Regions from separate parts of the Mus musculus genome. Here region 1 is linked to region 2. The links are chromatin contacts, found by Hi-C or POLR2A ChIA-PET in ENCODE. All regions are on one chromosome and are shown on one strand. The core of a region is the stretch at or near the end of the contact, and the rest is flanking DNA. Distances in the headings are between cores, read along the strand shown.

What was found. Hi-C counts contacts between places; a loop is a spot of excess contacts on that map. ChIA-PET counts read pairs that join two places held with the same protein, here RNA polymerase II (POLR2A).
Region 1: a loop to region 2 is called in a map of T-helper 17 cell, with 1.9 times the contacts of the local background. The contact joins the enhancer-like site here to the promoter of Plce1 in region 2. A Hi-C loop is called at or near these places in 1 of 37 maps with a recorded cell type or tissue (T-helper 17 cell). POLR2A ChIA-PET finds 5 or more read pairs at or near these places in 1 of 5 experiments (Patski).

What each region holds. Positions count from the first base shown.
Region 1 is chr19:38,638,183-38,641,550 of GRCm38, forward strand. The region is part of intron 2 of Plce1 (phospholipase C, epsilon 1); the gene reads left to right. Among named protein-coding and RNA genes, the nearest start is that of Plce1, 120 kb to the left of the region's middle. Within about 2 kb of position 1,723, at least 1 of the 3 ENCODE cell types and tissues checked has a DNase peak (open chromatin) inside an H3K27ac peak, as active enhancers do.
Region 2 is chr19:38,522,220-38,525,450 of GRCm38, forward strand. It overlaps Plce1 (phospholipase C, epsilon 1), which reads left to right and starts at 1,978. Exons shown (of 32, transcript NM_019588.2): 1 at 1,978-3,231. The coding sequence starts at 2,040.

The DNA.
Region 1 (3,368 bases), core at 473-2,972, 120 kb after region 2:
ACTGAGGTAAAATCTTCTGGGAAGTGTTTTCTGAGAGTACAAAGAAGCTAGTTCCAGAGATAGCCAAAATTATACCTTATGCTGCAGCTATACTTGGTAATGTGTTAGAGTCACCCAGGTGGTACTGGTTTTGAAGGCATGAAGAAGTCATGAAGAACATCTCAGGCTTGGCATGGAAGTCCACTGGTGAAGGTGCAGCCTCAGTTGTAGTTGATGGCCCAGGGCTGAAGGAGTCATGCAAAGGAGTTGAGGCTTGGCTCCATGAAGAGAGCCAATGAGAGGCTATTGATGAAGCCTAGTTGTCATGGAAACCCCATTGTATTTGAGATGCCAGTACCATTGGGTGATCAAGAACAGCAGCACCAGTGGATCAACCCGAGCTCAGAGCAGAGGGCAGAGCTACAGAACTGATATCAACCCTTTGGAGGAGCCCAGATCATTTGTGCATCCCAGACATTGAAACAAGAAGCTGTAACACTGAAATTGCCTTGGAGACACCACGATGTTCAAGATGCCAGAGCCATGGACTATCTGCTGAGGAAAGCTGCTAACAGGCAGTGGAACCAGCCCAGGGGAAAGAAGTTTGTTGCATCAACAAAGATGACAAAGGAGTTGGAGATCTGAAAACCACTTTGACATTAGACATTGGGATGCAGAGTTTGGAGTTTGACCAGCTGGTTTCCTGTCTTGCTTTGAGGATTACGGTTAAGTGATTGAATGAATCTCAGAAGAGACTTTGACCTTTGGACTTTTAACATTGTTGAGACTGCTATAGACTATGGGGACTTTTAAAGTTGAACAAAATGTATTTTTAATTATGTTATGTTTAGGTATGGTTCCCATAGACTCATATGTTTGAACAAGCCTATGGGGGCCAGGGAGTGGAATGTCATGGTTTGCATATGCTTGGCCCAGGGAGTGGCACTATTTGGAGGTGTGGCCTTGTTGGAGTAGGTGTGCCCCTGTTGGAGTAGGTGTGTCACTGTGGGTGGGTGTGCTTTAAGACCTCATCCTAGCTACCTGGAAGCCAATCTTCTCTTAAAGGCTAGCAGCCTTCAGGTGAAGATGTAGACCTCTCCACTCCTCCTGCACCATGCCTACTGGAATGCTGCCATGTTCCCGCCTTGATGATACTGGACTGAACTTTGAACCTGTAAGCCAGCCCCAATTAAATGCTGTTCTTATAAGGATTGCCTTGGTCGTGGTGTCTGTTCACAGCAGTAAAACTCTAACTATGACAGCCGTGGAAAGTCTAAGCTGGCTGAGAAGAATCCCTGATATAACTGTCATAACTGTCATGACCCTTCCAGAACCTTTCCATTGAACCCATGGAGGTCTCCAGGTCTTTGAACCCTTGGGCAGTGTGTATTCCACCCTACATACACACACACAAGATACATCGGTAGATGTGAAGAGCTCAAGAATGTTGACATGTACCATTCTCCTGGTGATATTTTGCACTCTAAGCGAGGAGCCACAAGAAGTTTCCAGATAAACATCTCTACCCAAAGAGCTTGATGATAGGGCTAAAGAACTCGGAAGTGGACAAACAGGATTTGAACTTGGGTCCATCCTGTCTTAGAGTCTATACCCATGAGCACTCTTTACTTGACATGGAACCTTAGGAGGATTCCAGTAGATGGAGGCATCTGTAGCAATCAGAGGTGCCAGGACTCTTGGGCTTTCAGCCCTGGCTTGCACAGTGAGCAGTGGCTGCTGGCCAGCAGGGACTCACAGACACCAGATGCTGGCAACCCGGACTGTCCACATCCAGCTGGAGGAGCCAACACTGTTCTTGTGTGTTCTGCTTGAGCCCCAAAGAACAAAGCCAACAGCTGTCTTTTCAGGTCCGATGGCTGTTTTATACCAAATCAGAAAAAAACTGACCCCAGGAAGGAAGTGTGAGGCCTCTCCCAGACTTGTATAAATGGTGTTGTTTTCTTTACACAGTCCACTGGGCTGGTCTCCAGCCTCCTCCTGCCTGGCGTTGCCATCAGGGACATCATCTCACAGGACCAAATGGCCTTTCTGAGCCACTACACTTTGATCTAGTGAATTTATAATATTTCCCTTATTCTTTTGTAGCATAGAACAATCAGCAGCTGATATAAACTCATGCAGGTGGAAGTTAGGGGAAAGCTGAGGCCGCCGAAGAGAAAGGACCAGCCCTTGAGACTAGAGGTTAATGGATAATCACAAACATGGCCCAGGACCTAGAAGAAGAAATAAGAAATGCGTCTGGGCCTTGGAGTCTGAGAAAATGAAGCTGTTGGATTTATTTTGTAAATGAAATCTAGATGGAATTTGATTGCCTTAACTCTGAGAGGCTGGAATGTCCAGATTTGGTCACAGTAAGAAGTTCAAAATCAGAGTTGTATATTTGTAAGCCATTTGTTTAGCTGTGATGGTTACAACTTATGGTGAGCCCTCTTAGGAAAAGACTGTGATAAAGGAAGGACTAAGGACTACAAACTCAGGCTGAGGAGCAGCAAGGTGGCCCAGAATTTCGTATTATGGCCATGGAGTAAGTAAGAAGCCACAGTAATATAGTGGTCTGACCTAGAACTCAAGCAAAGCACATGATGTTAAGCATGAAGCTGTAGAGCCCCAAGCTTCCTCCATGCAACAACCATATGATGATCTGAGTGCGTCCAGCTTGAGGTTCCCAAATATATCATCGGCCACTTTTTTTTTCGCTTTTTCTTAATAGCCGTTCTTTTTCTATTTAAGTGGAATTTAGCTTTGTCAGTAAAAAGCCTTTGCTTAAATCATCAAGCATAATCATGAACACACTGGCTGCATAATTTAAATATAAAATAGTCTCTGCCCATGACTAGCACATTTATATTATCTAGGTTGAATTCACATAGTATGCCTTCTAGTTGCTTTGTTACCATTTCTGTTCAGAAGGAGGAATGAATAATCTTGAGTTTGCAGATAAGTTAAATTCTGGTGCCCAAATCCTGAGAAATGGTTAAGAGCACGGACTTTGGAGCCACCAACATCTAGCTTAGATTTCAGGTTCTTCTCACTACCTATGGCTATTTGGACAATTAGCTGGTGCTCTCTGACTTTGCTCAGCTATAAGATGGAATGTTACCCTCCCTTGGTAAGATTAAGATGCCTTAATTTTTGCAAATAAGAAGCGTAGTGCTTAGCTGAGTGGGAGGCTTTCAAATGTCAGCAAGAGCTATGTTATCAGCGCCATTCTTTCAGCCTTCTGGGGGAAAGCAATAATGTCTCTAGGTCCTTATGCATTTTTCTCATTAAGTGACATTGACTTATTTCTGCAGTGGTCTGTTTGTTCTAAGTCAGAAACAATAATCATAGTTTACCTTTATTCTGTAGAGCGATTTTTAACTGCTACT
Region 2 (3,231 bases), core at 728-3,227:
ATGGCCGAGCGTTTCTTATGAGGTTGCAAATGCTGGCTGCCACTGTAATTACTGGAAGCCTTGACTGAGGCCAGAGGAGCCTTTCTTAAGATGATGCACTCGCATGCCATTGTGGGGGTGAGGGGGTGGGAGGGTAGGGGAGTGGGGGGGTGAGGGGGTGGGGGGAGGAGGCTCAGCAGCAGCTGAGCCAGAGCCCTATGACTTACTCCCAGAATTCCTCATGTTTCCTCCCTCATCACATGGGAATTTGTTTGACTCTGTTAGGGTTGCATGCAGGTGCTGGCTGTCTACTCTACAGTATAATATGCAGCACTAGGAAAAGGTTCAATGTAGTTAAAGAAAAAGGACGAAGCCTTTAAATTAGCTAAGCTATTTAAAATACTACAGCTTCATAAATCAAAGTCTTTTATGTCAACTTATATTCTACTGAACAATTTCTTACTAAAATGAAACCAAAGAGATATTTTCTTTAAGTGTGTACTTTGTGACAGAAATGTTGACTAGAGATGCATTTTGGAATATTTAAATCCACTGTTAATTTCTTTCCTTTTTTTTTTTTTTTTGGGTCTCATATCTTCTTTGTTTACCTTTTGGTTTTGTAATTATTAATGATTTTAATTGTGTGCTTTTCTTCTAAGTGATCAGAGTGTACACCTTTAGTCTGCCTTTAAACAACCACATAATGATTCCTATAGAAATAACCTTGTCGGATTACTGTTCCAGGTCCCTGCTCTTGACCTTTGTTCCGCCCAGACAATTCACTTCAATGTTTATAAGAAATCCTACAACACACAGTCACCATTTTTGCTTTAAATGATGAATTATCTTGCTAAGCGATTTAAAAAATGAAAAAAAAACCACACATATTCAACACATTTAGGCCTTCTATTCCTTTATAGGTAGAATTTTTCTTCTGCACAAAGGTCTTCCTTTATTACTTTCTGTAGTTCAACCCTGCTAGAATTATTTTGGCTCTGCATGTCTGAAAAAGGTCTTACTTCATCTTCATTTGTTGAAGACATTTCTTTGCTACTGAATTCTGCTTAATAGTTTTTTTTCTTACTCTATTCTTTCCTTGCTTGAATTGTTTCAGATGAGAATATATTGTCTTACCTTTGCAACTCCTGTCTTATGTCCCTAGTGCCTTTGGCCATTCTGAAGTTCTAGCTTTTTCCCTTTTACATACACACACACACACACACACACACACACACACACACACACATACATACACACACATACATACATACATACATACATACATACATACATACACACACACACACACAGACACATGCACACACTATTGGGTTCTATTTGGGCCTGAAAACTCTCTAAGCAGTGAGCTCAGGTATTTATTTACACTGTTCTCACTTTATTTTTATTTTGCTTCAGATATCAACATTTTGTTTTTACTCTTTATCGTGTAAAAACTAGTATTTTTTCTTTTTTTCTTGCTTGGGTTTTATTTAATCCACTAGGATAAATCTGATTTTTGTACTCCGTTTTTGCTGGAAGCAGAAGTTCTGTATTGTCAAGCCAAAATGATACATGCTTAAAATATTCAGACTAACTTTTGATTGCAAAACTCTCTCCTCAGAATTGACCTATAGTTTTCATTAACTTAAAATTATCAACTCGATTTTGAAAACCGATTTAATGCCATAATGTTTGACATTACCTCTTTTCTTACAGGGCACAGAAAACACTCAAACTGGATTTTTAAATCCCTGCACATTAACAATAAGCCACAAGTCGCAGAATGTGATCCCGAACCAAATCCTTCTAAAAATTAGCTTCGGGCAACAGAGAAAAGAAGAAAACGGACCTGCTGTTTTGAAATACTGGTGTAAAACAAACTGTTCTTGTAGGAAATTACAACTGGAAAGTTTTCTTTGGCGCTTAATATACCTGAATGAAAGGAACTGTCAAGCTTGCTTCGCACAAAGACTGGAATTATCTGAGATTATCTGTTGTCTGGACATGATCGCCAGGGAAGGGAACACAGAAGAGTAGCTGAATGAACGACAGTGGTCAAGATGACGTCGGAAGAAATGGCCGCTTCTGTCCTCATCCCTGTGACTCAAAGGAAAGTGGCTTCTGCCCAGTCGGTGGCAGAAGAGAGGAGTGTAAAGGTCTCAGATGCGGGGATTCCTCGGGCACGTGCTGGCAGGCAGGGTGCGCTCATCCCTCCTACCATCTCACAGTGGAACAAACATAAGGAAGAGTCGTCTAGAAGTGATTTGTCCAAGGTCTTCTCAATAGCGAGGGGGGAACTAGTCTGCGATGAGAATTCCAACGAAGAGGGCTGGGAGGAAAACGCACCGGACTCCCCGGAAAACCACGCGATGAACGGCAACAGTTTAGTGCAAAGCCACCAGCACCAGTTTCCCCGGAGCCAGCTTTGTGAAGCCCGTGACTCTGTCACAGAAGACCCGTGTTTGCAGCCTGGAATTCCTTCTCCCCTGGAAAGGAAGGTGCTCCCTGGAATTCAACTGGAGATGGAGGACTCTCCCATGGACGTGAGCCCTGCGGGAAGTCAGCCTAGGATCATGGAGTCCAGCGGACCTCACTCTGACCGCAACACGGCGGTATTTCACTTCCATTATGAAGCTGACAGGACAATGTCGGATGCTTTTCATACCCTGTCAGAAAACCTGATTTTGGATGACTGTGCAAATTGTGTTACTCTTCCTGGGGGGCAGCAAAATAAAAATTGCATGGCGTATGCTTGCAAACTGGTGGAGTTGACAAGAACCTGTGGAAGTAAGAATGGGCAAGTCCAGTGTGAGCACTGTACCTCGCTGCGCGATGAATACCTGTGCTTCGAAAGCTCCTGCTCAAAGGCCGATGAGGTCTGCTCAGGTGGTGGCTTTTGCGAGGACGGCTTTGCTCACGGTCCTGCTGCCAAGACTTTTCTGAACCCTCTGGAGGATTTCTCTGACAATTGTGAAGACGTAGACGATTTTTTTAAAAGCAAAAAGGAGCGGTCCACGTTGTTAGTCCGAAGGTTTTGTAAAAATGACAGGGAAGTTAAGAAGTCTGTGTATACTGGGACCAGAGCCATCATGAGAACTCTGCCTTCTGGCTGTATTGGGCCAGCTGCTTGGAATTACGTTGATCAGAAGAAAGCTGGTCTCCTATGGCCTTGTGGGAATGTAATGGGAACTCTGTCAGCAATGGACATAAGGCAAAGTGGGAGCCAACGTCTGTCTGAAGCCCAGTGGTGCC